Regions from separate parts of the Mus musculus genome. Here regions 1, 2, 3 and 5 are each linked to region 4. A link is a loop called in an ENCODE intact Hi-C map of the cell type or tissue named here. Cell type or tissue: left cerebral cortex. All regions are shown on one strand. Links, peaks and the distances in the headings refer to the core of each region. The heading gives the core; the rest is flanking DNA. Region 1 holds the start of Sgk1 (serum/glucocorticoid regulated kinase 1). Region 2 has its middle 32 kb from the start of Gm5420. Region 3 overlaps 1700020N01Rik (RIKEN cDNA 1700020N01 gene). Region 4 has its middle 73 kb from the start of Gm5420. Region 5 has its middle 90 kb from the start of Gm33892.

Evidence for each region. Peaks named below come from ENCODE experiments on the same cell type or tissue, not always from the same donor. Only the 100,000 strongest peaks of a DNase experiment are listed, where the experiment ranks them.
Region 1: it touches region 4 in a loop (2.4-fold over the local background); 3 of 42 quality-filtered maps call a loop at or near these places.
Region 2: it touches region 4 in a loop (3-fold over the local background); 2 of 42 quality-filtered maps call a loop at or near these places.
Region 3: a loop joins it to region 4, with 2.9 times the contacts of the local background. A loop is called at or near these places in 2 of 42 quality-filtered maps.
Region 5: it touches region 4 in a loop (2.6-fold over the local background); 2 of 42 quality-filtered maps call a loop at or near these places.

The regions. Positions count from the first base shown.
Region 1 is chr10:21,879,810-21,885,889 of GRCm38, forward strand. It overlaps Sgk1 (serum/glucocorticoid regulated kinase 1), which reads left to right and starts at 2,375. Exons shown (of 14, transcript NM_001161845.2): 1 at 2,375-2,898. The coding sequence starts at 2,830. It overlaps Gm46215 (a long non-coding RNA gene), which reads right to left and starts at 2,469. Exons shown (of 3, transcript XR_001779732.1): 1 at 2,384-2,469; 2 at 1,889-1,941. In left cerebral cortex, for the core only: no CTCF peak of the experiment used is centred there; DNase peaks (open chromatin) are centred at 2,518 and 3,934; H3K4me3 peaks cover 3,689 bases; H3K27ac peaks cover 2,972 bases.
Region 2 is chr10:21,656,032-21,662,111 of GRCm38, forward strand. No RefSeq gene overlaps it. Among named protein-coding and RNA genes, the nearest start is that of Gm5420, 32 kb to the right of the region's middle. In left cerebral cortex, for the core only: no CTCF peak of the experiment used is centred there; a DNase peak (open chromatin) is centred at 3,736; H3K27ac peaks cover 929 bases.
Region 3 is chr10:21,600,531-21,606,610 of GRCm38, forward strand. All of the region lies in intron 2 of 1700020N01Rik (RIKEN cDNA 1700020N01 gene), which reads left to right. Among named protein-coding and RNA genes, the nearest start is that of 1700020N01Rik, 10 kb to the left of the region's middle. In left cerebral cortex, for the core only: no CTCF peak of the experiment used is centred there; DNase peaks (open chromatin) are centred at 3,489, 4,215, 4,792 and 5,289; H3K27ac peaks cover 1,703 bases.
Region 4 is chr10:21,760,897-21,766,976 of GRCm38, forward strand. No RefSeq gene overlaps it. Among named protein-coding and RNA genes, the nearest start is that of Gm5420, 73 kb to the left of the region's middle. In left cerebral cortex, for the core only: a CTCF peak has its summit at 3,368; DNase peaks (open chromatin) are centred at 1,824, 2,297, 2,907, 3,332 and 1 more place; H3K27ac peaks cover 2,060 bases.
Region 5 is chr10:21,478,388-21,484,467 of GRCm38, forward strand. No RefSeq gene overlaps it. Among named protein-coding and RNA genes, the nearest start is that of Gm33892, 90 kb to the right of the region's middle. In left cerebral cortex, for the core only: no CTCF peak of the experiment used is centred there; DNase peaks (open chromatin) are centred at 3,033, 4,589 and 5,093; H3K27ac peaks cover 401 bases.

The DNA of each region.
Region 1 (6,080 bases), core at 380-5,379, 120 kb after region 4:
GTACATGTGTACATACTTAGTCATGTTCTATTACTGTGAAGAGACACTATGACCAAGGCAAATACTATAAAAGATAATGTTTAATTGGGGGGCTTGCTCATGGTTTCTGAGGGGTGATCATCATGGCAGGGAGAGTGTCAGGTACTGAAGAAGTAACTGAGAGCTTTATAAACTGACATGACTTGAAAGCTGTGGGGGGTCGGGGGATGGGGGAGCAGGCCTGGAATGGGTTTTTGCAATCTCAAAGGCCACCCCTCAGTGACACAAGGCCACACCTCCTAGTCCTTTCCAAACAGTTCACCAACCGGGGGATAAGCATGCAGTTCTATGAGCCTCTGAAAGCCATTCTCATTCAAACCATGATATGTACATTGCTCCTGTGATACAAAGTATGCACCATTGCGCTCATGACCTTGTGTAAAGTCTAGCATAGGCTAGCTATGGCGTCAGCATCTGGAGGTGGCCTTTGGGGGACAGGAAGAATGAATTAGTCTTTAGTTTTGTCTTCGTCTCCTTCCCTTATAGACTCCATGAGACATTTCTCTTCACCTTAGGTCAATGGAGAATCTGCCAAAGCAAGTCTGTGTGGTAGAACAACAGGAAATCCAACTGAGGGCCCCAGAATCACCCGCTTCCCTGGGTTATTTAAAATATATATATTTATCACCCACATTCAATAAATGGCTGTTATAACACTTTGTGAGGAACAGTGAAGAAAGGAACAGGAAAGAGATTGAATGGCTTTCACTGTTTTCTAATGAAACTTACTGAGGTATAATTTTACTGTGCAAAACAAATTCTTTTTCGTTTCATGATGAAGTTTGGTTCTTACTGTAGTCATTACCATAATCCCGATGGGGAACATTTCTTTCATCTTAGAATAATTCTCTTTGAGTTCTCTCTGGTGATTTTAGATGGCCCCTTTAGGAAAATCACGGCCTACTGAAGCTGTAGATTACATAATGTATCCTTGTGTCTTGTACAACTTCATCCATATCTCACCTCATAGAAACTCATACTCTAAAGGAACTCAGGCACCTCTTCCCCAGTTAATCCACGTTTCCCATATAAATGGTGTAACAATGTGGGTTTTGTTGTTGTTATTGTTCTGTTTGGGTGTTGTTTCTGGCTAGGATCCCATGAATTCTAGTCTGGCCTCAAACTCTGAGGATAAGCTTGCATTTCTGATCCTCCTACCTTTAACCTCCCAACTGCAGGGGTTCTAATCCCATGTTGCCACAGTGTCTGTCGCTGTTTTGTTTTTTCTTTTGTTTGTTTGCTTGTTTTGTGGTCCTGAGGATTAAACTCATGGTTTCATGCAAGCACTCAATCAACAATTATTTTTAAGGATAGTTCTAGTGTATTTCCTACCAGTGAACGCTTACTGGTTTTGGATTTGAATGCTATATTTGAATAGAATGAGATGTCAAACAAGTGATTGAGTGGCTGAATTAATGAATGAGTGAATGAATGAGTGAGTGAGTGAGTGATCGTGTATGTCTATCTCATAGACCAAAGTACAGCCGGAGGTGAAGTAGCTGATCAAAACCACATGCTAACAGGGACCCCAAACCTTTTTGCTATAAATCCTATTTAAAAAACAAAACAAAACTCATAAAATATCAGCATCAAAGAGCACAAGTGGAAACGAGCTACGCATAATTAAATGTTTTTGTTAAATGAATTCACTTTGCAGAGGTTCAGGATAAGTTGGGGCATGTAAAAAGACTCGTCCTTGCTTCCTGTGACTCCCTTAGCATTGAATGGATTCAGCACGAATTTTTGGTGAAGGTCTGGGCAAGGTTCTGCCTATTGGTTTTGCACACTTTGTTTCTGTTCATTGATTTTCTCTTACTGCCGGCTTCTCTGTTGAAAAGGGTGGGCTTACCTCCCCAGTTGTTCCTTCTAATGTCACAGCGGAAGGAAGGGCATCCGAGGACCCTACAGAGTAAGAGACCATTCACTGCTACACATGTGTAGGCACATTATTTTATTTTTCAAGGTTTCATAGGGCAGGAACACGTTTGATGCCCCCCACCCCCTGCCTCCGGGGCTTGGTATCAGAACCGGAATCTGAAGAACTTCATTGAGAATTACATTATTGGGTCTGCATTTTACTCTGGTTACCACATTGTTGCAAAGAAAAACCAATTCAAAGAACCCTCCCAAGGGAATCCGTTGTTCTGTGTTTTCTGTGTCTCCTGACCATCCTCTGATCTTACTCACATATGCATGCATGCATCCTTGCTCCTTCCTGCCTTGCTTTCTCTTTCCATTTACCTTTCTGAGGAGGCTCTCTCCCTTCCTCCTTCCCTCCCTCCGGCTTCAGCTCTTTCTTACTCCTTCCCCCAGCTGCTTAACTACAGCTCCCACTGGAACCTACACAATCAAAAACAGCTCTCCTCCAGCAGCCTCCAGCAGCGCATCACCTGGAGCAGAGCGAGTCGCTCGCTCCCCGCTCAGCCCGGGAGCAGCTCGGTAGCTGGGGGCGGGGACGGTACCCTGCTCTCGCCTGAGCGCCCGCCAGAGCATCTCTGGATAGATTTGCTGTATCCCGCCATCCGGCCCCGGGGTCCTGTTGTGGTGATGCTTACGTTTCAAAGCAATGATGGAAAGAGAAAAGCCATTGCCAGTGGCCTCTGAAAGTGGGGCGAGTTACTGCAGTCGCTGCCGCAGCAGGATGAGCGAGTGAAAAACTGAGCCCCGTTAGCCTCTCCATCCCGTTCGGTCTTCATTCACCGTCTCCAGGAAGGCGGATCGGGATACAGATGCAGTAAACCAAGCCGGTGCCACCCTGGATCTATAACTGTGAAGTCCCTTCTGTGGAAGATGGTAAACAAAGACATGAATGGATTCCCGGTCAAGAAATGCTCAGCGTTCCAATTTTTTAAGAAACGGGTAAGCCCAGGTTGTGGTTGTTGCTTTTGTTTTCTACGCTGCTTCTCTCAAATGCTTTTGGAGGCTTGCCTAGGGTAAGCCTCGGGTTTTGTTACTGAGCCCTTCGTGAAAGCAGAGCTTCTGGTGTCAGTGGTCAAGGTGAGCGCTGGCCCTGCTGAGATTCATATTTGTTGGGGGGTGGGTAGGGGAGATGTTGATGGAAAGGGGGGGCTCAGAGGAGTTGCATTGGAAGAAGGGGGTTGGGCCGAGATGCCTTCAAATGGGTTTAAGATGGGAACTGAGATTTCTCAATCAAAGCCATGCCCAGGATTACAAGGCAGTTTCAAAGACAGCTGGCCCGAGTGCAGTTAATAAGAAGCAATTTAGTCTGGGCTAATTAAGTAGCTCTCTCGCTCTTATCTTTGAAGGGTTCAACTTTGCCACACCTTCCCTCCGTCTCAAGGGCTGCTGCATTTTCGTCTTCAATTGTTAGAAGCAGCTTTGGCTCCTCAAATCCATTCTGCCACTATCTCTATCTTTGGGGTAAACAGGAAAGGACCAGAGTGACCTTTGACAGAAATGATGGACTCCCAACATCTCAAACCCTCTATTTCAAGTTGCCTCAATTTTGCCTAGCACACGTGCCCTTACCAAAAGAATAAGGGATAGCCTGTTTTATAGCCCAAACTATGATTGGGGGGGGGGGCGTGCGGGGAGGGTTCTGCTGCTATGTACATTTGCTGTATACATTTGTTTAAATTCCTTTCATTCATAATGTTAGTAATGTCATAGGGCTGTAAATGAATAGACCTTTCTCTGTTTCACAGATAAACTCAGTTCATTGCAATGGCCACACTGGAGGTCTGTGGCTCTGCAAATTTATACATGAGTGGGGACTCAGAAATGAGTGGTTGTTGGAAGACTGATCATTGACATCCTTATGGGGAGTGTCTCTTAAGCAATAGGAGGCTCCTGTAGCCCCAGTTGTGCCGTCCTATTTAGTGCCCGGGGCGGTCCTATCCAGCTGCTTCCTTCCATTCATTCACCCTTCCCTTCATTCAGGCCGCGTCTGTGTGTGCCGAAAAGGCAACAGAACGTAATGAATTACAGGCTGGGCTGGACGGCCTCCTAGCACTGAAGGGTCAAGCTGGAAAGGCAGGTCTGCAAACCAGCAGTCTGCAAGCGCCAGCAGGAGCTCTCTCACATCCTGGCTTAGAGATCCCCAAATCTATGGCCAAATGCAAACGATACGCACTAAATCTGAGTAACGCTAACTCCTGCAGCCAGTGTCAGTTGAGAGGTCTTTCCCCAGTAGAGTCTGCAAGTCAGCCCAGCTTCTTGGTCCTCCCGCACTACTAAGGTCTCCCCTGTAGTCAAAAGATACTTTTCCAAGGGAAGCACCCTTTTATTTAGTCCTTAAATTCTTTACTTCCTTCTAACTAACTAGCCAAAGTTTGCTGTTTTTTTTTTTTTTTTTTTTTTTTTTCTCTAGCTACATTGACCAAGCTGTCTTGAATGCCTGGGCTGAAATGATCCTCCTGCCTCAGTTTCTTGTGTATTGGAACTATAGGTTTAGGCTTATGAGCTTATGCCTATCTTAACTAATTTATTTGGTGCTATTAAGGGTATTTTGTTTTACAGTGCTGGGCCTCAAGCATGCAAGTCACCCCTCCCCCACAAGCCCCATCCCCAAACAGTGAACTACGTTCACAGTCCCTGGGGAGTTTAGAACCCTTTCAGCTATATATTGTCAGTCAACCAAGTGTCAGTTACATACTGTTTATTTATTATAATAGTTTCTTATTTTCTTTGCCATCAAAATATACTACTAGAAATCCCAGCTTGACATCTGGTTGCATTTTGCTTACGAGCATAATTTACCAGTGTGTTTCAGCCAGTGTTTCTGCAGACCTTGGGTTTTGGAAAGAGTGAGACAGGGTACAGATGTCTTCTCAAAAACTGCAGGGAGAAAGAGATTTACACCATGAGGTCCAGCAGGCCATTTCACTGGGTTCAGTCTGCTGGAGATTGGGTCTGACATCTCCCTGCCCCCCCTCTGCTCTCCTTGCCCCTCAAGGACAGTAGAATGTGACATGTGTCACGTCATTGACAGCCCTGGGGAGAAATTCCTTGATTCCTGTCTACTTTGTTTTATTACACATCCGATTTATTCTGTATTCTAAATGCTCTCTGCTTGTACTCTGACCTTGCCTTGGCTTTTTCTAGTTTGGGTGTTTTTGTTTGACTGATTTGAGACGGGGTCTCTTTCTTCTAAACCCGATTAGCTTCCAACAGCTCATGGCGTAGCTGAGGCTGACCTTGAACTCCTGATCATTGAGGGCCTGTGACTCCTAGGTGCTGGGATCCCAGCCATGCTCCAGCATACATGGTTTTAAATGTATTATTATTGTTATTACACAGGTAATAGGAAAATAAATGTGTACAGTTAGAAGACAGTAGAGAAGTTTAGCTCACCTTTTCTGGAACTCTTCCTTCCCTCCTCATGTTGTCATGGATGCTAATACTTTGCTGAACTGCTCTATGTGCCTTACATACAAATTCATATTCTATAATGTCTTTGTTTTTGGCCAAGAATAATCCATTTCCTTATGTTCTATTGAAGTTCCACACATTTCTGCATATCTTAGTTTTAGCCCAGCTAGACAGTCCTACAAAGTAAACCTTTGTCTAATGCCCACATTGAGCTGTGAACAGAACTGGATTCTGGGGAGGTGGGGAGGGCTGTGCACACACACTCACCAAAGAAACAACTGAGTCCTGAACACAATTTTTTGATTGTAAAACACTAAAAGACGGCTTCCTACATTTCTCAGCTATCCAGAGGGAATCCAGTGAGCCACCAGAAGGGACTATAGCTAATGTGCTCCCATGGTGGCCCACCAGGAGCCGTATTCATTCTGACTGTGTTTTAAATCTCATGGACCAAGCAGTTTCTGCAGATTATTTCATTTATTCCTCATAGCAACCCAACAAAAGAAAAATGATTCTCTGTGCAAAGTGTAATGTAGAGAGACTGAACAATTAATTGGTTAATGTCAGTTTGTTTGTCTAAAGATCAAGTGTGGTTTTTGTTGTCGTTGTTGTTGTTGTTGTTGTCTAGGCTGGCCTCAACTCCTGCCCTCTTGACTCCACCTCATAAGTGCTAAGATTGTATGCTGAGGGTACCATCATGCCCAGTTCCA
Region 2 (6,080 bases), core at 707-5,706, 100 kb before region 4:
CTCAGTCCTCACTCACACTCACACTCACACTCACACTCATGACGAGTGCTTTACCAGACTGAACCTGTCTTCCTACCTGTGATTGTATTGCTAATAACTACTCTATCTTCTTAAAGTATAGGTCAGGGGGGAATTAATTCCACACTCAATATGGATTCACTACGATGTTCTTATAATTTTCTTTTTTTCTTCTTACGTTTTATTATTGATAGTTTCATGCATATATACAATGTGTTGTGATTTTTCTCAGGCATAAAAAGGCAATGATCATTGGCTCTTGGGTTTTGGAGGAATTACCCTGTTGCATAAAACGTAAAGATAAATTGTTACCTATAAGATGTTGAAGCCACTGACTTTCTTTACATTTGTTAGCAAGAAAAAAAAAGCAATTTACTCATCCCTACTTTAAGTGAGACTCTCTTAGTGCTGAGGAATCAAGTGGGAAGTAAGATTATCCACAGGCATGAGGCGATGTCCCTGTTACAGGCAAAGCTCAGCCTGGGTACTTAGGAAGGTTTTCAGAAGAATCAGGCAATATAGCTACATAGATCGGAGTTTAAAGGTTATGATAGATGCTTGGCACATTATAGACTTTAGACAAGTCACTTTCTGCTTTTTAGTTTTCCAAAATTACTCACTCTCTATGCTTCCATTAACTCAGTTGTCCATGTTACATGCACACTCAGCAGGCAATTCGTGGCCATTTTCTACATACTGAGTACCGAGGCAAAAGCCTGACTCTGGAATGATTCTTGTCATAGCCTAGTTGTAGATGAGGAGAAATATAAACCTAAAGAGATAATTCTGAAAACTACTGGCTTAGTTAGGGTTTTACGGCTATGAACAGATACCATGACCAAGGTAACTCCTATGAAAATAATATTTAATTGGGGCTGGCATACAGGTTCAGAGGTTCAGAGGTTCAGTCTATTATTATCAAGGCAGGAGCATGACCGCATCCAGGCAGGCATGGTGCAGGAAGAGCTGAGAGTTCTACATCTTCACCTGAAGGCTGCTAGTGGAAGACTGGCTTCTAGGCAGCTAGGATGAGGGTCTTAAAGCCCACACCCACAGAGACATACCTACTTCAACAAGGCCACATCTTCTAATAGTGCCACTCCCCAGGTCAAACGTATACAAAATGCCACAACAAATAAGTTCCTCCATAGAGGTCTATCCCTGGAACCAAGAAAGCAGATGCAAAGGCAGAATTCTGCCTGGAGCAGTATAAGAAGTTTTCAGGAACAAACAAAAAGTGGTCTGTGTGGAGCAGCAGGGAGGGGAAGAGAGGGGTGAAAACTGAGCACATTGCGTTTGATGAGATATACTAGTCACCTATCTACATCAGCACTGTCTGTAAATGACGAAGCTGTTCGGCATCCCAAGGTTCTCTGGTTCTAGTGTTGCATCTAATCAGCTCTCAGAAAGCTTCACTGAGGTGTTGATTGGCTGGCTGCTTAGTATATTTAAAGACGGAGAACGTGGATAACTACAGTTCAGTTTTGTTTTGTTTTTTCTTAATGTTCTTTTTTTTATTGGGTATTTATTTCATTTACATTTCCAATGCTATTCCAAAAGTCCCCACATGCTCCCCTTCCCACTCCCCCACCAACTCCCCCACCCACCCACTCCCACTTCTTGGCCCTGGTGTTCCCCTGTACTGGGGCATATAAAGTTTGCACCACCAATGGGCCTCTCTTTCCACTGATGGCCAACTAGGCCATCTTCTGATTCATATGCAGCTAGGGACACGAGCCCCAGGGGGTACTAGTTAGTTCATATTGTTGTTCCACCTATAGGATTGCAGATCCTTTTAGCTCCTTGGGTACTTTCTCTAGCTCCTCCATTGGGGGCCCTATGATCCATCCAATAGCTGACTGTGAGCATCCACTTCTGTGTTTGCTAGGCCCCTGCATAGTCTCACAAGAGACAGCTATATCAGGGTCCTTTCAGCAAAATCTTGTGTGCAATAAAATAGTGTATGCAATGGTGTCAGCGTTTGGAAGCTGATTATGGGATGGGTCCCCGGAAATGGCAGTCTCTAGATGGTCTATCCTTTCGTCTCAGCTCCAAACTTTGTCTCTGTAACTCCTTCCATGGGTGTTTTGTTCCCAATTCTAAGAAGGAGCAAAGTGTCCACACTTTGGTCTTCGGTCTTCTTGAGTTTCATGTGTTTAGCAAGTTGTATCTTTTATCTTGGGTATCCTAAGTTTCTGGGCTAATATTTACCTATCCTATCCTATCCTATCCTATCCTATCCTATCCTATAATATTTACCTATCCTAAATCAGATAGGGGACTAATATCCAATATGTATAAAGAACTTAAGAAGGTGGACTCCAGAAAATCAAATAACCCCATTAAAAAGTGGGGCTCAGAGCTGAACAAAGAATTCTCACCCGAGGAATACCGAATGGCTGAGAAGCACCTGAAAAAAATGTTCAACATCCTTAATCATCAGGGAAATGCAAATCAAAACAACCCTGAGATTCCACCTCACACCAGTCAGAATGGCTAAGATCAAAAATTCAGGTGACAGCAGATGCTGGCGAGGATGTGGAGAAAGAGGAACACTCCGCCATTGTTGGTGGGATTGCAAGCTTGCACAACCACTCTGGAAATCAGTCTGGCGGTTCCTCAGAAAATTGGACATGGTACTACCAGAGGATCCCGCAATACCTCTCCTGGGCATATATCCAGAAGATGTTCCAACTGGTAAGAAAGACACATGCTCCACTATGTTCATAGCAGCCTTATTTATAATAACCAGAAGCTGGAAAGTACCCAGATGTCCCTCAACAGAGGAATGGATACAGAAAATGTGGTACATTTACACAGTGGAGTACTACTCAGCTATTAAAAAGAATGAATTTTGTATGGACCTGGAGGGCATCATCCTGAGTGAGGTAACTCAATCACAAAAGAACTCACACAATAAGTACTCACTGACAAGTGGATACAGTTCAGTTTTGAATGAATTCATTGGTTTTTTGCTGAGGTCCCTTTTCATTCCTTCTGGTGAGGGTTTTTATACCATGATTATCTAAGACTGAATAAATGTACTCCGAAGTTGTTTGTCTCGCTAATGTCTATAGAGAACTGAACTAATTTAAAAAGCCGTGTTCTCATCTAGAGAACCAGAGAGAGAGAGAGAGAGGGAGAGAGAGAGAGAGAGAGAATAAACTGAAGACCTAGATTTCACCTCACACCACTGAACAGTTAATGGCTACTTCAAGACTAAAGGATTTGGGGCTGATATTTAAAGTTTCCTGCCTCCATTTCCTAATATTCTCTGAAATACATGCTACCCAAGCAAGTCTCATAACTGTTGACATTTCTCAGATTCTATGTAGAGAACAGACTATAAAAAGGCATATCGGGGATCAAATAAAAACTGTGGAATTCATGAGTGTATCTTAATGAGGATTTTTCATTCAGTTCTCATCCCTTTGTATATTCTGAGCTATAGTAAGCAGAGATTTATTTCCCGGATGCCACCCAAACGTCTATTTCTTAAGTTTAAAAAAGAAGAAAAGAAAGAAAGCAGACATATTCAGAAGCAGATGAGCCACACAGGAAGTTAATGACTCAACACTTTTAACACTTGCAGTGGGTTGACTTGCTCTTAGTTCCTGGCATGGGCAAAGGTTTAGTTGGCTCTCAGTCTCTCCAAAACAATCCCCACTGTCTTTGGTTACATCGTGACGGCACTCCCACTACTGTGCCCCAAATACCCAACACTCTGCCAAAGTTCTATTAAAGAACACAGACTGCAAGCAAACATGTTTGATACCCCCAGACATCACGTGCATATTTCTTCACTGGTGTTGCTTGCTTTATTTCTTGACGTTTTCTCTTAGTCAAAGGTTCTCTGGCTCATATGAGGCTAAACTTGAAGAAAACCGCTCCTCTTTGTTGCCAGGTCTTTGTAGCAAAGGCATCTATAAAGAACAAGCATGCTCCATTTGCTGCCTATCTGACTCACAGCAGATTGAAACAGCTGCAGAGGCCATGCCAGCCCTCACAAGTGTGATTTCTTATGAAGCATCGAGAGCCTCTGACCTTTAGACTGAAATTCTTAAAATTTGCAGTCTGAAACCTGCTTCTCCATTAACCTGGCACGTAAGGATAAAAGTTGCTTCTTCTTGCCCGAGAGCCTGAAGGTGTTCTGCAGATTAAACACCTTTGGGTTCAGCAGGCTGTAGTGCTAATAGATTTGAAGCCACCCACTGTTCTCTTCCCCATGAGAGGCTTGAACGACTTCATAAATCAGACTGATTCATTCCCATGACCCCAAACCTCTGGGCTTGTTTTGTTTGTTTGTTTGTTTGTTTTGTTTTGTTTTTGTTTGTTTGTTTTTTTTTGTTTTTTTTTTGACTTGAAATATTTTTTTATTATTTAAATTTTTGACAATTTTATCTGTTGATATTATGATGAGGTTCACCCTTTTGGACTTTTTGATGGTCTTCCGACTCCTGCTGACCTACTTTTTACAAACAAGCCTCCCTCTTCCCTTCGTGTGTTTTTGTGTGTAGGTCTTAGGAAGGTAGCCACAGCAGCTGCTTTGCTGCAGCCTGGTCATGCAGATGAGAGACTTTCACAGCACTGTCCCTGTCCCTAGACCCTTACAGCAGAGGTGACGCTCACTGCTACACTCAACAGACACTTGCTCTCACCACTTGAGTAGCCATGAAGCCTCTGCCTCAACTGTTGCTCACTGCAAAACAAGCTGCTCCAACAGACAGACAGCAGCACCGGTCCAAGGCAGAAAATAATAGACTTAGAAGGTCATTTGGTTGTGTGGTCATCTAACCTAATACCAACAGTAAATTCCCCCCTTGGACCACTCACTGACTTCCCTAGCCATACATTTTTTTATTATGTTTACAGTGTGAGATGTGAATTCTTCCAGTAGAACAGGACACAAATCCAATCAGGAAGAACCAAAGTCAACTTGCAAGCCCCACCCACCCAAGAACAAGGTAACTTTCTGGAAAGCTGGGAGTTGTAGTTCTTGGACAATGCGACTGCCACATGAGAAATATGGTGGCCTTATGGTTTTGCCCTTAAAAAGCCCCTACAACCTGTGACTCATTGCCACTCTCTGGAGTTCCAGACAGTGGACCTCACCAATGTCCATCTTGGTCAGTATTTAGTTAAAGCTTACTTCAAAACTAGCTCAAACACTGGTTACTTATAAAACAGTCATGCTACTGTTATACCAGTAGGCACCTCTTGCCAGAAAGGTCAGTGTTGACCCACTGTGCTTAGCTTTCTATTTACATGGAAATGGAAAATTTACCTCTTGTGAAACCATTACACTAATCTTAATTTTGTTCTTAATAATGTCTGAAAAGGTACCTCGTTTCTATTTCTGCTCCCAGGTTCTCTATTTGACTTGGAACATCCATTCAAAGGAAGACTTAGACTCTCATTTCCTTTACATAACTATAGCAACCCAACAAACCATGCAGTACAGTAGTTGTTTTTTGTTGTTGTTGTTTGTTTGTTTTAGAACTAGCTTACTTTCTCAATGACTTTTACAAGTGGTTAATTCCAAAGGCTTCCATGGCTGAGCTAGAGTAGTGAGTGTCTAGAGTACCAAACCACGGACCCTGAAAAGAAGGGGCCAGAACAGAGTTCTGGGCCACTTGGGACCAGAAGCACACTTAGAACACGGTATTCTACAGTGAGTTGTTCACGGTGAATTCTAATCATAGCAAGACCGTAGACCTACTTACGATCATGAAGAGTTCAGAGTTGCAGGAAGGCACTCCATATGTTTTAACTATTCCCAAGTAGTCATGTGGGACGTAAAATCATGCCAGGAAGTTCGATAAGATAGAGCAAGCAGAGACCCAGAGACTCAGTGGGCACACATCTGAGGCTTAGGTAACTCTCAGTTCCTGCCAGATTCCTGACTGGAGCACGTGACATAAAAGAAATGTGTCCTATGGTCAAGTAGGCTGAAAACAGAGTTCTCCATACTAATGAGGTACCAAGAGGCTCGGAAAGCTTCGCCAATAAGCATTCCTTCTCAGACACTCCTCCCTGCAAAAAAGGTGTTTAATCTCAGGCCC
Region 3 (6,080 bases), core at 622-5,621, 160 kb before region 4:
TTGGTCTGTTTTCAACTTAGAGTTCATTCATTCATTATGAGATAGACCTTTGTCCTCCTACTATGTGTAAGAATTGGAGATGAGAACAGAAAAAAAAAAACAAAACAAAAACAGTTTAATCATTCAGCTAGCCGTGATTGAGTGCCTTGAAGGAGAAGGTGGTTTCACAAGATTGAGTTGAGCCCCTTCTGTTAAAGGCCATATGGGAGAGAGGCTTTAGTGGGGGTGTGGGGTAAAGTTCTAAACAGTGGGAGAAGCAAATTTCAGCCTACTGAGGTGGGAAATAATCTAGCATAATCGAGAGACTATTAAACAGTGGCCCAGGCTGTACCCCAGGGGCCTCCCAGGTCAGTAAAAATGAATCAGAGCTTGTTTTATGCTTTTCTCCACGAAGGGGCTGAGAATTTACGGCCCTTAGTGATGTTCCGCCACTGTTTACCTGATACTTGGAGTTTAGCTTCTACATGGTGTGACAAGCCCATCGAAATTTTGACTTTCCCATGTGCCTTAGTGGTAGACCTATAAATCCCTTCACTTCTGTTTGGAAGTTCTCTGAGCCAAGTCACCTGCTTGCAATAGCAGGCTGTGGGCACTAGGGGGCAAGGGAACGTTTTCCTACATTTCTTTTGGTAAGCCAGTGAATGGTGACTGTCCATGGGCTTTGACCTTTGACCTTCACATTGAGTTAATGAGGGAGGTCATACCACATGTGCAGGCCATCGCTTTTCTCATCTTATTGAAGCATTACAAAACCAAGCCAGCAGATCTCTGAGATTACAGGTATGATTTAATGCTCTCTGAATTCAAGAAGCTGCCTCAATCGGGGGTCACTGAAGCCGTGGGGGTTCATGATAATGGTTTAGAAACATCAACAGAACATATTTCAAAGGACTTCTCAAAATCTTTAACTCTAGTCTCAGGGACTAAAAGGGACACATAGTCTAGAAAACAGGGTCTTCAGCAGCCTTCCAAGACTGTTCCCTGCTAGGATGGGGACTGGGAGCGGAACCAGAGAGATGCTGGAATCTTAACTGTGTTATTGGCAGGCCTAGGCCGTCTGAGTTGATAAACCATTACTAGGAACACAGTGAGATTTCCACTTGGAGTTAGGTGTTGCTGGGTTTTTGCTGCACTTCTGGAAGCTGTGTTTGCAACACATAATAAATAATGATACCTCTAGGGGAAACAGAAAAATAGACAAGGCTACTCATTACTGCAAATTGGTCATGGAGTGACTGGGTGGTGCAAACCTCACACCGGTCATATTACAGTGATTGCTGCAGACAGCAGTCCTATGCCAGTCACGAGGAAAATCAAATAATTAGCAGATGTCATCAGTGCCAATCTGTTGGTGTTTAAAAATGGACCGAGTGAATCAGCAAACTATTTAGGAAAGTAAGGCTGTGCCGATCATTCTGTCATGAGAAGCCTTGTGTGAACAATATGGCCTATGTGTCATTAGGGTACTTCAGCATGACCATGAGAAAGAAAATGGAGGCCTGTATATCCAGCATAACGACAAGAGCCAGCTATGTTTACAAGTACCACACTGCGCAGATGCCTTTAAACTTTCAAACAGTATTTAAAACAAATGACTAAGGCAATGTCTCACTGTGATTATTGTCACTGTCACCATTAAAAGCAAATGACACAGTTTAAAGTGAGACACAAGCTCTCCTCTCTAGATGCATTGATGATGGAATAGGAATAGGCGTGGACATAAGAAGTATGTAGATAGAGATGAAGTGACTACAGGCACAATAAAAATAGACGAGCATCACTTATGGAAATGGAATAGAGTAGCCGTAGGCCTAACACTGAGGGACTCTGTCTAAGCATCATTGCGTTTACACTTGAGAGCAGTCCTGTGTTGGCTTCCTATTATCCCATTCTCCTCATAGATGTAGGGGAGGAGACTTGGGAAAGTGGTCCCAGATGTGAAAACAAGTCTGCCATCTCTAGTGGGACACTATTCCTTCCAAGCACTTTGTCCCTGCACAGGTACCCTACATTTCTGCCGCAGTGTTTGCTTGTGTCTATGTAACAACACCGCATCTTCTAGGTGCATTTCTACTATTCTGATGTTACCATTTGTACCATTCCTAACAACACAAATGTAAACTCTGTTGTGTTTGAGGCCAATTCTGCATTCGGTTGTAATCCTAGCAAGTCCTTACCATGTACTATGAACTGTGCTAAACATCTCACATACCGTAGTTATGTAGGGTAAATGTTATTCCCATTTTACACATAAAGAAGCTGAGGCTTAAGAGAAACGAAGTGACTTTCAAATAGTAACAGATCTAGGGCACAATTAAACAAGACCCTGAACCTGGTCTGTCGGCACCCAAAGGGTCACATATTCCCATAAAGCTGTGCTGCTCAGGTGCTCTGCTGACCGCTAAGGGGCTTCATTCAACATGGGCTTCACCACCAGCTTCTCCATGGATAAGATAATTAGGACGAAAAGTAGGTCTGTGTCTCCCCACAGCGACCCGGATGGCATCTGAGTCAGTGTGCAAGGAAGAGATCTTTGTCATTTTTCCAATTATCTCTGCTTGGGGCTATGTTCCCTAGGGGCTCTCAGGCTATGGGAACTGGTGAGAAGTGTAAACTCAGTGAACTGAAGGAATGGTAGACTGTCCCCAGTGCGCACATGCTCCCAGGGAAAAGAGTGCTTCAAGCAACAACCGGGGTTTATTTTTCTTTTTTCTTTTATTGTATATTTTCTTTTACTTACATTTCAAATGTTATCACCTTTCCAGGTCTCCCCTCTGGAAACCCCTATCCCATCCACCCTGCCCTGCCTCTATAAGGGTGCTTCCCCCACCCCTGACCCCTGCCCACTCCTGCCTTCCCTCCCTGACATTCCCCTACACTGGGGCACCAAACCCCCTAGTCCCAAGGGCCTCTCCTCCCACTGATGTCCAACAAGGCCATCCTCTGCCACATATGTGGCTGGAGCCCTTTGGTTGATGGTCCTATTCCCGGGAGCTTGGGGCGTCTGGCCAGTTGACACTGCAACAACCGATTTTTTAAAGCTATCCTGTCGCAGTAGTGATGCTCAACTGTGTGAACTTTCCCAGGAGCAAGTGAGTAAAACCATGTACTCACCCCAAGTGGAGCACCAAGGACAAAGAAAGGAAACAACCGAGTATCACTGGACACTAGTGAGAGCACAGAGCAGTGGCTACTCACAGGAGAGGGGCGAGGTGACATAGGAGTGACTGTCCCACTGAAGAACTGTCTTCCTTCAAGCAGCCATCAGCTGCCTGTAAACCCCCTGGTAGGAATAGGGTCTCTTAAGCTCCACCCCTTCCCCTTCTGTGGTGGAACCTTAGTGGTCTCAACCTTGTGTCGTCCCCCTGTGGTAATTACAGTCCCAGAGGACAGTGGGCAGCCGTGTGCATAGGACAGCATTCCACAACATGGATAAATCGGGACAGGCGCAGGATAAGCAACGTGTTGGAATCTTAGTCCTCAGTAGAAAGAGGATGTAAAGGTGACTTATTTCACTCTCACTGCAGTGAGGAGAGTAAGACACAGACATCCACAGTTGCAGAGTTTCTGAGTGGCAAATGGGGTTGGAGGAGGGAAGGCCGATTCCCAGGTGCGTGTTCCTTCCACAACAAGCCGTTTCCTCCCTCGGGTGCAATTTAAAAGGAAAGCACAAACTACCTTCAGTGACCTGATTAGATAATTAAGTTTTGATATTTATTTATTTATTTATTTATTTATTTATTGGCTTTTCAAGATAGGGGTTTCTCTGTGTAACCTTGGCTCCCGACTCCTGGAATTAAAGACATGTGCTACCTTGTCTGCCATGTTTTGATTTTTTTTTAAATCCACTTTTTAATATAAGGCCACTTTCCAATTAAACATATCCTAGGAGCATGGACTCAGACACATCTTAGGGTTGTCTGACTTGGAGCATGAGTCTTGATGGATTATCAACAGACTGAGATCAGGGAAGGGCATAGCGTAAGGGAGGTGGTGGGAGAGCCAGAAGTGGGGGCAGTCCACTCTCACTCCGGCTCTTCATATTCTGGAAAGCCAGTAGGTCTTCTCCGTCTGCTCGGCTCACGAAGGGATTTAGTTCTCTTCACTGCCTTCCCCGCTAAGTGATCATAAAGAGACATTGATTGGCAGCTTGCTCCAGGCTTCCCACACAGCTACGTGGAACTCCCACCCATCCCTAAAATGAGCCTTGTATTTGATATGCCTTATTTTTTCACTGCAGTCTCCAATTTAGATATCTGGCAGTTCTTAAAGGACAGTGTCTGTGTTATTTTCCTTGTATAGCATCTAGCACTATGTCAATTATAAACACCGTGAAGGAAAAAATAACATGATACTGGCCCACAAGACAACGCAAGCATCAGAATTTACAGTTTTCATTTTTAAGGCCAGCATATAAACATGTAGCAGGGGAAATAGAAGAATGGGTGCCATATGGTTTCCCCCAATGTTTCTTCTAAAATTCAAAGTCCATGAACTGTGTCCCATAGCCAGTGGAGTCCACTGTGGTGGAGCCTGGGGCTGCTCAGCACTGCAGGCTGCAGAAGGCCTTTGGACCTGAAGCATTCACCCCGCAGCTGGATGGGGGAACTCCCTGGAGAAGAGCCAACTGGTATTTTTTGCTGAGGCTGTCAGTGACACAAGTTGTCACAAGTCTCTTCCCCTTTCTTCCCTGCTCTGTGGAAGACTGGCATGAATATTTCCTACCCCTATTCTCCTTCCCTACGGTTCCCCACTGCACAGGGCTCACTGCCATTCAGATGGCTGGCCTGGCAGGCCACCTGTGGAGGAGTGCCTCTGGCACTGAGCCTAGACATCGAGAGTAAGTTAGACTCAGGATTTTTGGATCCTGACTTCTGTCCTGATGTTTCCCAATCACACTCACTTGAACAGAGACAGATGGTTTGCAGCTAGCCCTGGGAGCAGAAGTTGTCTGGCTTTGCAGTTTGACTATCGAAGGGCCTGTGCTTAGCCAAGAACCCTGAGCTCTTGGGGCTGATTTGGTTCTCAGAGGTCTCCTAACAGCCATAGCCTGGAGGGCTCAATTTCAAAGACTAAGTCATGAAGGAGCAACCCAAATCCCCAGTGTCACAGAAGGAAGGTCAAAGGTGCATGTGTCTATGGGGCAGCGGTGGGGTGGGGTCTTCTCATGGCAGCCGGATGCAGTGCCTTGTAGTTAGATTTCTTTTCTGAGAGTCGCAGACATAAGAGACTGTCACGGTACTGACAGATGGCAAGTGTAGGGGTGGGCATGTGTGCTGGGGCTGAGTGGGACTCACAGCAGCAACTCTGTCACCAACTAGAAAGCACAGGCATAGGTCCTAGCTTCCAGAATGCTGACGTATGAGGACCCTGTGTCTAAGGCCAGCCTGGGCTATATATAGTAAGACCCTGCTTAGAGAAACCAAGGAGATGCAGCTCACTGGTAGGACACATGCACACTGGCTCTTGAGACTTATGCCCAAACTCCAGGATTTATATAGAGTCTTTATTCTTGGCATGATAATGCTTAGACTTTTATGTGACTAGGATTTTATTCTCAGGTTACTGGTCCTTTGTAAGTCTAATGTTCTCATCCTTGTAAACAATACGAACTCTGAAGATGTCAGTTGATATCACAGTAAGATGCTTTCGATGACATGTTTTTAGTCCTGACCCACCTTAATACCTTCTTAAGATTTCCTGCCTTATAAAATTAGTGAGCTAATGCCTGGTCATCATGAAAATACATACTGCATAAATAGTAATAATCCCATTTTATACATTCAAAATAGTATGGTTTGGCAACTAGTCTTCCACACATATTCCCATGTATATATGTCTGTTCAAACATGTGTCTGGGTATATGTGTGTGCACATACTTGTACACGGAGAGTGGGGAGGAGAGAGATCATGTTATTTTTTAAAGAAAAAAATCGTGTTAACTTCTGTAGTCATTTCCCTTTAGCCTTGTTGACTTTCTTTTTACTTAATTATATAGCTCTTCCTGAGTCAAGGTGAGCCCACTCATTCTTTCCAGTGGGCATAGAAGTATCTCATAACTGACCCAGGCATCCTCTCCT
Region 4 (6,080 bases), core at 444-5,443:
GCTGATATTTCTCGGTCATGCTTATGTCTCTCTGTGCTTTATTTTATTTTGGTGTTTTGAGGGAGGGTCTCTTGCAGGCCAGCCTGACTTTGAATCGACTGCTGAGATGAACCTCCTATTGCTGTTCTGCTATCCAGACACGGCAAAATGTTTTTGTTTATACACATAGATTAATGCCTCTCTTCTCTTCTCTTCTCTTCTCTTCTCTTCTCTTCTCCGTCTTCATCTTCTTTCTTTCTTTCTTTCTTTCTTTCTTTCTTTCTTTCTTTCCTCCTCCTCCTCCTTCCTCTCTCCCTCTCCCTCTCTCTCTCTCTCTCTCTCTCTCTCTCTCTCTCTCTCTCTCAGTGGTTTCCCTGTTTAGCCTAGTTGTCCTGAAACTAGCTCTGTAGACCTGACTGGCCTTGAATTTAGGAGCTCACCCTGAGCCACCATGGGCAATGATTCGAGCTGCTCTCAAGTATAGTCAGAGAAGCCTCTTTCTCACTGGGTAGCAATGCAGAGCCTCATCGATAGCTCGAGTGCTGAGACTAAGTGACTTCAGAGTACTTATTCCTAAAGGATACATTCATATCAGTCCTCCCGAGGCTCAGGGGACATTGCAGAAGAGAGGGTAGAAAAACAAAACAAACAAAACCATGGCAGCTGGAGGGTAGGGAAGAGCTCTGTGAAATGTAGTCCTCCCAACACATGACCTTTGCACGGACTTACTGCAGCTGTGGTTACCTGCACAAGACCTAAATGAGGTCCAGCGACCAAACTCTGTCAGCGTTCTAGCAGCAAGAACTAACTGAACTCTCCGTATGGGAAAGGAGACCATGAAGACTGGAAGCAGTGTGTTAGGGACTATCCAGGAGGAGCTGGAGGCAGACATTAAGGGTGGGTATGATCAAGACACATTGTATAAAATCCTCAAAGAATAAGTAAAAGATAATCTATTTTTAAAAGAGGATGCTTCAACGTTTCTGAATGGAGAGCAGGAATAAGGGAATAAGCTGAGTGTGGTAGTGCATATCTTTAATCCCAGGATTTAGGAAGCAGAGGCAGGAGGATTGCTACAAATCCAACCTAGCCTACCTGTCAAGTTCTGAGTTAGCTGGCACCCTATATCAAAAAGAAATCCAAATGGCAAAAAGTAGATTAATAAGTTAATAAATAAGTAAACAAACAAGTAGGAAATATACTGGTTTTTAGAAATATGTATTTTTATCCATGGAAAGAGCTGATCTGATTGTATCAAGTAGTTGGAAGTAAAGAGTTAAGCAAGCCTTAGGCGGGCTCAGGATCAGAGTTCAGAGCTGTGTGGGTAGAGTTTTCTACTCTCAGACTCACCTGGTTTACAGATGTGACTACCGTCTGAAGGCCAGAAGACGCTTTGCTACCCTGATACATTATGCCACAATGTCCATTATGACAGAAGTGGACTACGTTATTTTGCTTCGATTCGACCATGGTAGCTTGTGTTCCTCACTTTCCTGAGCATCGCTGTAGCTTTTGCTTAGCTTTCCAGTTCTCTCTCCCCCAACCCTTCCTCATTTATGCATTTTTGACCCCATCATTCCGGAATCATCATTTCACCATTTGGGATTGTTTTCAAACTAATGTGTCTCACACATACATCTCAGGACTCCATCCATCAGGAGCAATACACAAGATGCCAGTAAAAAAATACTGTCTCTCTAATTTGTGAATGCATGTCTGAAAAAGATAGCAAGTGTCAGATGAGCATAAAAATAACTCAGAAGGCTGAGGAGCAGGGAGGGAGAAAATACACATAATAACTAGCTTGTTGGCTCTTTGCCTCATACAGCAGCCCACGTGCTGCCGCCTGTGATGGCCCTGCTGGTGCCTGTATACAACACCCACCAGAGGCGGTTCAGGCCACCGACTCCCACGTCTCATGCCTGTCTTACCTCCAATGTGTTCCTTTCCTGGTAACTGTGACAAGGATAGCACAGCTTTATTTATTTATTTATTTATTTATTTCTAATCATAAGTTTCCTTGGGAACATACCTTGGATACTGTATAAATGGCTCCGTTGCGATTTTTCGAGAGTTCACTGAAACCCAGGTGGCCCACGATTGAGGTTTTCAGGACCCTGGTGATTTGTCTGACCACTGAGCATTCACAGGCACAGAAATGGTTCACTACATCTAGCGGGAAGGACACTGGGGCTGTGCAGCCTTTGGGCTGCTGGAGAGCATTTAGGCTGCAGAGACCGCACTGCACTTGCTGCTCATCAGAGTTAAGAATAGTGGCTCAGTCTATGGTTTTCTCAGTTCGATTTAGCAGATATTGCCAGAATAGCACTGTTCTGGATTTGGAGGAGGCGCAAGACAAACTTGCCTTGAGGAACAGAGATAAGCTATGGGAAAACGGGCCTACGCCTGAGTTCTGGTTATGTGGCTGTAACTGTGGCGATGTAATCCAGCAAGACCTCACCCACACTTTAACACTGGGCAAACCACAGGGGTCCACGGTCCATCAAAGTGGAGATGACTCACCTTTGAGCTGTGGAGGAATGGCGGCAGAAGAAGAGAAGGGTGGTCAGTTCTGCCTAACAGGTCAGTGCCGGTCAGCTGTGCACGAGGTGCAAGTGCGCTGCTCTCATGGTGAGCTGTGACTTCCCCAAAGGCGCAGCCATCTCCAATTCAGGGGAAAGGCTGGGACAGGCTAACTGGCACGGCTAGGCCATCTGCACGGACTCTTCGTCATTGTTTCCTAAGAAATACAGTCCACAGATTCACATCGTATTAAATATTGTTAAGTAATCTAGAGATCCTTTAAAGAATAGTGGAGTATATGTTTAAGTAATATGCAAATTCTATACTATCTTAGACAAGGATGTGAGCACCCCCAGATTTGGGCCCTGGACCCAGTTCTTCACAGATGCCCAGAAATGGCTATATTTGGTAAGAGGTACTTTTTTAAAATAAAAATTCACAAGATCATAGAGTTGTTTCATAAGAAAGTGATTTATAGCTTGCAAATGTATTCACTTGAAGAAAAATACTTAAATAACATTTCATAATTTGTAGCTAAAAGTCCATTTCTTGACCATTAGCTGTAGTTGGCATGTTAAACATCACTATCTTGGAGCCTCATACCATGCATGGCCACTGATTTAGGTCCAGCTGAGCTTTCAAGGGACACACACATTTACAGTGTCATTTCTTTTTCCTTTAGCTTCTTTTCCAATCCTATGGCATAATCAATCTTTTCTAGTATTCTTTTTTTTTCATATTTGCAAGATTGTTGTACCCACTCCAAAAATCTAAGCTTTCAGAGAACCTTCTGTGTGCCGTGAAATAAAGATGACTAAAAATCCATCATCCTCAAACCCTCGAGAACGGCTTTTCTGCCAACGTTAGCAACCGCCAGTAGGGTAATTGGGAAAGGATAAATATATCTTTTCCTTTCTGAGCATGGTCTCTGTGTAACCCAGGCTGGCCTTGAACTCACACGTATCCTGCATTAGCTCACAAGGGCTGGGATTCCAGGCATGCTCTATCAGGCCAGCTAGGATAGCGCATTCTGAAGATTGCTAACTAAGTGGCTAGAGAGATGGCTTGTCGGTTAAGGGCACTGGCTTCTCTTCCATAGGACTGGACTCAGTTCCCAGAACCCACGTGGCAGCTTGTAACCAGTTCAGAAGAGGGAACCCCATGCCCTCTTCCAGTTTCTGTGGCACTAGGCTCGTATATGGTGTATAGATATTCATGAAAGAAGTAAAACAATAATAACATAGATGGACAGCTGATAGATAGATAGATAGATAGATAGGTAGATAGATAGATAGATAGATAGATAGATAGATAGATAGATAGGAAATCCTGGCCCAGTGAATCATGAAAAAAAGGGGGTGTCCAGGAATTCCTATTTTTAAATCTTCCCAAATGTCATACTTTTTCAGATTTGGTAACCAGTAAGCTAGTTTAATGCTTCTCCAACTGTGCACACAGCTAGGGACCATGTTAAAATTCAAATCCTGTCTCAGTAGATCTCAGGCTGGCCCAAGACCGTGCTTCTTTAACAAGCTCCCAGGAGAGTCCCATGTTGGCAGTGCCTGACCCACGTTGTGAGTGATAAAGGTCTCAGTTACTCCCCAGCTCTGTGTTCGTGGACCACAGATAAGAATCGGAGACTGAGAAGTTCGATGAGCTGTCCAGGTCACCTTAGTGTACAGAGAAGACACTGTGAGCAGCATCGGTGTGCTCTGATGCCCACGCGTGCTGCTTGTGATAACTGCCCCCTGACCTGCTTTGACCTGGGGAAGAGGACGTTCCTGTGGTTCACTCCCCACGGGCGACAGAACATCAGCAGCTCAAGGATTCATTCTCAACCTCTCTTTACCGTCTCTGTCCCTGTCCTATCTGTCCAGTGGTGCGCTGGTAGAGGCCCTGTTCCTACTCACTGGAGAAAAAGCATCTCGCTTTGTAATCCTTGCCTTCTGTGGAGTGGATATTCCTGCTGTGACCCATTTCCAGTGACTGATGCTATGGTTTGTTTTGTTTGACTTTTTATTTCTTTTTGAAACAGGACCCTGCTCAGCCTCCCCATGCTGTGACTGTCTGCCATGCTAGGCTCCAACCTACTTTTTTTTTTTTTCTTTTTTTCTTTTTTTTTTTTTGCACAACCTGCTCTCATGAACCAGAGGAAGCCAGATTTCCCATTGCTACACCCAGCTATCATCTGACCCTCACAGGACCGAAGCCTCAAATCAGGGCAGTAGCCATGATGGCACCGCTGCTTCTTCTTTCTTCTTCTTCTTTCTTCTTCTTCCTTCTTCTTCTTTCTTCTTCTTTCTTTCTTCTTCTTTCTTCTTCTTCTTTCTTCTTCTTTCTTCTTCTTCTTCTTCTTCTTCTTCTTCTTCTTCTTCTTCTTCTTCTTCTTCTTCTTCTTCTTCTTCTTCTTCTTCTTCTTCTTCCTCCTCCTCCTCCTCCTCCTCCTCCTCCTCCTCCTTCTTCTTTTTCTTCTGAGGCAGGGTTTCTCTGTGTAGCCTTAGCTGTCCTAGAACTCACTCCGTAGACCAGGCTGGCTTCGAACTCAGAAATCCACCTGCCTCTGCCTCCCAAGTGCTGGGATTAAAGGCATGCACCACCACTGCCCAGCTGCCATGATGGCTTCTAGGCTGTAAGACACAGTGTCCATTTTGAAGAAATAACACTTGCATTTTAAGCAAGCTGATCCCAGGTGTAACTGGGTAAGAGGCATAGGTTGCAGGTGTCTTAGGAAAGCTAATAGGAAGGAGGAAAGGTCACAGGTAAAGTTTCTGATGGAACATTTAGAAACTGAAAACAAGCAAGCAAACAAACAAAAGAATCAACTGATGAATCCCAAAATGAGCAACGAACGCAGTGATGTAGCCAATCTATAACCCAAAATGTTGGATCTATTTGCTTCTTTGGACAACAGTATTGAGTGAGTCTCCTGAGCTAGGTTCTGACAATACATACAGACCTTGTGTTCTCTCTCTCTCTCTCTCTCTCTCTCTCTCTCTCTCTCTTTCTATCTCTGTCTCTGTGCGTGTGTTTATCTGTGTGTGTATATCTGTCTCTGTGTATGTTTCTATGTGTGTGTGTGTATGTCTGTGTATCTATATGTCTCTCTCTGTGTATGACTGTCTCTGTGTCTGTCTTTATATGTGTGTGTTTGTATATGTGTATGTCTGTGTCTCTCTCTCTCTGTATGTCTTTATGTGTGTATGTCTCTCTTTCTGTGTATCTGTGTGTGTTTCCTTTTTTTCTACATTTCTCAGAGGGTACGATTAGACCAGAACTGTGTCCTGTACCAGTGTAGACATAACTGCCTTTCCTTTCAGACAAGCTACCAACTGGTTTTTTTTTTTAGTGTTTTGAAGCAAAGGTTCTCTGTTTTAACAGATTCACTATTTGAGAAAGTGATGTGGTTTTAAAGGCAGACATTCCCGCAGGCTCACAGAGCAGCACAGAGCAAGAGCTACCAGACAGATAGCAAAGTCTGGGCTCTGTGTCCACATTTCACACATGCCACGTAGAAATAGGGAAAACATGCGCCTTTTCTCCATTAAAAATTATTTTAAATTGTACAGCAGTGTTATTTT
Region 5 (6,080 bases), core at 458-5,457, 280 kb before region 4:
TTCTGTTGAATTGTTCTTGCACAAGGAAGCATACTGTGTACAAGTGCAGTGTTCTGGACTGAAGTCTTGTCATGGTTGTGACGTCAGACTTGAAGCCAAGTTCCAAGGTTTATACAACCTCCCCTCTGTGCCTCCACTTGAGACCAAATCGTCAATTCTGTAGATTCCTGTAGTGAAGAGTTCCTGTTGACTGCCTTTAAAACACAGCATGAAACAACAAAATGAAAGAAAATATATATGGATCTTTGGTGGATTAAGTTATCAAATATTCCAAAACATTCGGAAATGTTACAAAATTGGTTGAGCATTAGTCACGTTGACACAATCTGTTTACACTCTTAGATGATTTTAATGGTCACACATCTGATCCTTGCTTCATAAAAGTCAAGGATGTAAACCCAAAACAGATTATATAATGTGAATAATTAAAATATGCACGAAATGGTGGCTTTACAAACGTTTTTTATTACAATTTGGAAAGTAAGAGTATTATTTGAGGGTAAATAATCCCAAAGTACTTGCCAACCAGACTTGTGGACATGAGGCTAAGGCTGTGACCTATATGTGTCTAAGGGAGGACATGACACATGTCTCAGGAACCCTTCATGCTCTGAAATATTTTTAATTCAACAAGCATGGTGTTCATAAAACTGTATGTTGAGGTGAAGTTCTTTTGGGAACGTCTTCATCATCTGACATCAGCTATGTAACCAAGATATGGCTGCTTCTTCATGGTTGAGTAGACAGCAGGAGGAAAGGAGGAAGGCCACAATCCTGGAAGCCCAGGGATACCAGGGCATCACACTAGGAGTGTGCATGCATTTCTAGTATATAGAGAGTAAATATTAGGAAGAAAAAGATTAATGGTAATATATATCATTTCCTGCTTGATTTCTATTTCCCCTTCCCCTTCCTATCCCCCTCCGTCCCTCACTCCCTCCTACACTCTCTCCTTTCCTTTCTTTCTTCTGGTATGTTTTCCTCAGAGCTTAAACCACAAGTCTGACCTGAGCACTAGCTGTCTGAGTCCATTGACTATAGAGATGCTTGTAATTTCTCAGTGTGCTCCCCAGTTGTTTTTAAAAATTTGGTAGTGATGAAATTTTTTTATGTTTTCATCCTTTGCTTCAGATGGTAACGAGGATTCTAACCACCCAAGTACTTCCTGTGTTAGCTTCTAAGCGTGGTGTGATAAACCACACACTGCACAGCTTAAACAACAGAAATGTAGTTACTATCTCATTGTGTGGAGAGACTTGTGAGGAAGGTCTGTACCACAGCTGCTGCCTGGCTTCTGATAATTTGTGGTTATCCTTGTAACTCCTGACTCAGAGGAGTGTCTTCCACTCCGGACTTGTTTTCATGTGGAGGTCTGTGTCAAAGTTTCTTTCTCCTTTAAATACATCCACCATGCTTGGTTATGGGCGCACGCTACTCCCACAGGATCTCATCTTTTAATGTGCAAAGGCTGATTCCCATGACCACATTCTGAGATACATGGGGGATAAGGATTAGTATACTGATTTTCTTTCTTTAAAGTTATTTAATATTCATACACACATATAATACGTTTGGATCAAATCTGTCCTCCTTCTCTCCTCCCCCAATTTCTCCCATTACCCCTGCAACATTTCATTCATGATTTCATGCCCCTCTCCCCATGGAGTCTATTTAGTACTCCCCGTCTCTCAGCATCCATCAATGGCTTAGAATTTCTGAGAAAGAGTGGGGCTTGACAAGCCTTCCCCTTATCCATGCCGGATTGTTCTTGTACAAGTCTTGTGGTCTTGTGCTTGTAGCCACTATGAGTTCTTGTACAGCACATGGATTTTCAAGGATTCGACTCAGCTAATAATGCTGTCCAACTAGTGCTTTCCAAGTGAGGTGAGGAGAGAAGGAGGACCAGCAGGGATGTTTGCATTCTCTTATTTTTATTAGTTCTCTGAGAATCGAGAGTTGGTACAACGTGAATTTTAATCTTTCTCATCACCCAGCTTTTCTTAGATCCACCCCAATTCTCTTCCCACCTAACTTCATATTCTTAAAACAAAACAAAACAAAACAAAACAAAACAAAACACAAAAACAAAAACAACCTTCAGGACCAATTTGAGCTGCCCAAATATTCCTGGCATTGCATGGGGGACATTTTCAATCATCAGGAGGATTCACTCTCGGAGAAAACTGTCTCTTCCTCTCCCAGCTGCTAACTACTGCCATTTGCTCCACAGCTAGGGCTGGGATTGTGTGCTTCACTTCCCTCTCCATGCTGAAACTTGGTCTGGCTTGCACTTGCACAGGTCTTGTGCATGCGGTCACAATATCTGTGACTTCATATGTGCAACTACCTGCTGTATATTTTCTGGTAGCCATCCTCCACTTTTGTCTATTACACTCTTCACCTCCTCTTCCACAATGGCCTAGAGTCTTGAGAGAGGATACAGTATGTACCCCCTTTGTGCTCTGTGTACAAACCTGTTTTATTTTGCTTAAGACGATGTCTTAAATTGGGTTTTATTGCTGTGAAGAGACACCATGACCAAGGCAACTCTTATAAAGGAAGACATTTAATTGGGGCTGGCTTATGGGTTTAGAGTTTCAGTCCATTATCATCATGGTGGGAAGCATGACTGAGTCTAGGCAGGCATGATACTGGAGGAGCTGAGAGTTCTACAACTTGCTCTGATGGCAGCCAAGAGGAAGGTTTCTTCCACATTAGGCAGAGCCTGAGCATAAGACCGCAAAGCCCATCTACAGAGACACTCTTCCTCCAACAAGGCCACAGCTCCTACTAGTGCCACTTTCCATGGGCCAAGAATATTCAAATCACCACGGAGGATGACTGAGGATTCTTTGAATGTCCTTCCCCCATTGAAATGGTTTGTGCCCATATCCAAGGGAGATATAATGTCTATGCTGCATCCTGCCCAGCAGTGTATATTAGGATGGAATGAAGCAAAGCATCCTACTGAATTTGGAAATTCAAATGGTCACGTTGCTTTTTTGTTCCGTAACTGGATGAGATTTGAAACTGCCTTGAGAGGTTGTACATAAAGAGATCTCTGACGTTCACAGAGGCTCTGACTCAGTGAGCTTGGAATAAGGCCCAGGGAATATTTTTTAAGTGTTCTCCAGAGAATTTTGATGATATGCCAAATGTAGAATTACTGATCTTGGACAATTTCTCCTTCTTGAGTAAGCATAGTCAATAATGTATGTTTAACTACATTACTCTTGTTAAAGAGAAAACATTGATCATTGGTTCCAATAATGACACTCTTCAGTTATTTTTAGGACAGATATTTCATGATTATTTTAAGGGTTCCAGAATGAGGTTGAATAGACCTCCTGGAGTTGAGACTTTTTTCTATATAAAGTATGCTGTTTAGATTTACAGCTAGTAAATACTAATTGTAGGAACTAACTTCCCTGGTTTCAATTTCATTACAAGCGAAATGAGGAAAACAATGCTTGCTTTGTAGGATTGTCGGAAGACTAAGTTGGATAGCTTATGCAAAACCACTGTGATAAAAAGAAAAATTTCATTAAAGATAATTTCTGTTTTTTTCCCTCAAGGTGCCGAGAATAAGTGAGTGTTGAATGTTTAGCTCTAAATAAGCCGTTAGCCTCAGTGACTGCTTTAGAAGAGGAGGCAGAAGGAATGTGAATGCTGTGAGATAGGGAGGCCATGAGTTGCCAGCTTTTGGAAGGGCACAACCATTGAAACCATAAAAAAGCAGCTCACAATAGCTGCTTTTACAATAGCCCTGCACAAGACTGGTCCAGTCAACTGTCAGTCATGGATGGGGAGGGGCTCATGGGGTCTTATCTCTCTCTACTGAAACGCTGGTTCCTGATAGACCCTGGGAAGCAGCGTGCATATCTTCTAGTGAGCTGACCATGTTGCAGTAGATGACTCCAAATCCTTGGTCACACAGACAGCTGTGGTTAAGCTAAGTGGATCATAAAACAAAATCAAACACGAGGCACGAATATAAGAAAGGAGTTTGTAGGAAGGAGGGAGGGTTAACAGAGAAGTGAGAGATAGAAAGCACCAGAGTAATTGGAATGCATTGTATACGTATATGGAATTTTCAAAGAATAACTTTAATTAATAAAAAAAAGATCATTTCTTTTTATTCTAACACTTTAATATATCTGAGTCATAATCTTTGAATTTTCAGAAATGGAGAGCAGTTAAAATTCATTAATTATGACTGTACATTTTTGATTTTCCTTTTGTCCTTTTTGATTCATATCTCCTGTGTTCAGAGTTTTAAGTGTGTAATTATAATTACTGAACATTTGCAAAGTACAGCAGGTCCCCATACTGCTAGATTAATCTTGTGGAAAGTGAGAATGTTGGCAATAGGTCTTGAATTCTGAAGAAGTGGCAAGCTAAGAAAAATCCAGTGTGACGAATGGCCCATTAAGGGTGGCGGCTTGAGCACATGCTGTAGGGCAGGACAGACCCGAAGGCACTGGACCGGAGAGGGGTCAAGCACTAAGCCTTAAGCACTAAGCCTAGAGTCCGCTGCAGCAGAGATCTCTCCAACATTCCTTCAGAGCGTTTTAGGGAAGCATCTAGCTTGCAACTCGTCACCGTTTTTACTGAATGCCGGTCTTCTGTCTTTAAGAGTCTTGATAGTATTGGTCTTCCAGCAATGCCATTGCTATGTTAAGAGTTTTCGAATTTAGAAAGACATTGAAAAAGAAAACAGTGTAAAATAAGGAAAGCACAACATTTATTTCCATTTAGTTGGCTCTCAGAGGCTAAGTTATCAAGCTTTTAATTGCAAAACCCATCTTCTTTCCAAACCAATTCAGGTGTACTTTGAGATAGCCAATCAGAAAGTCTAAGAATATGTTTTTGACTTCAGCTTCTTTATATGCAAGTTGGTAGCAGATGTTAGCACCCGAGTTTGGTTCCAAATCACTACAGATTTTCTTGCCTCTTGTGGGATTGTACATTCTTTCATACGCCCACACTAAAACTATTTCACTAATGATCACAATTAATAACTTGGGTAGAAAAACTCAAATACTATAAAACCTTCCATTTTAAACTATATGTAGTTGTTATGCGTATTTCTGGACTTAGCTCTCCATAGCTGCCCAGTGCTCAGCTCTAAATAGAGGAGGACATTTCTGTCCTGCTCCAAGGCTCAGGGAACATTATGGGAATGAGCTCAGAAAGTGTAGGAGATGAAAGATGAGGAGGTGTGTTATGAAATATGCTGTCTGCATATGACATAGCTGTTATACCAACAAATTCATAGCACCTGTGGCTACCTACTCGAGACCAGCCCAAAGTTGGGCCTATTCTCACACCATCAAAGATATATGAGGCCTTACCCGTTCCCATGGAGCTTAGAAAATTAATGCTTGCTATGTAAGGAGAAGTCATTTTTCTCCATGGTTCAGCCACTGATAAATAACCGCCACCATTCTCATGTAGTCATTAAATGCAGTGGGGCACAGGCACACACATATGTACATATGCACACATGCATACACACACACACACACACACACACACACACACACACACACACACACACAGTAGGTGGTAGATGGGAAGAAGAAATGGGCCGGAAGAAAAGGATAAGAAGGATAAAGAGGGATATGATTAGAGCACATTTGTGTGTGTGTGTGAAAAGAATAAACAAGTTAAAAAAGGTACTCTGTTCTTATGTGCCATCTGTCACAGTAGATATGGAAGTTCCATACTAATGCATATTAAATGTGCAGTCAACTTTTTCCTAAATATACACAGTCTATGGTGGCTTTTCCCTTTCTGTTCCAAGATAATTAATTACAAAGAGACAACATTTATTAAACAAGATATAAGATGAACTAAGAAAGAAGGAACAATGGGAAAGGAAGGAAATGATTTAAAAATTCAAGAGATTCCCCGAACAATACAGGCTACTGCCATTGCTCCTGGTTGTGAATAGATATCTAAGGTAAGACATTATTACTAAAGACACCACATACTTCTGGCAAAGGACTTGGAAGAAGTGAGCTGGAAATGACCTGGAAACCTGCTACCCGAGGACTAGCTATCACAGTACTGGGAGA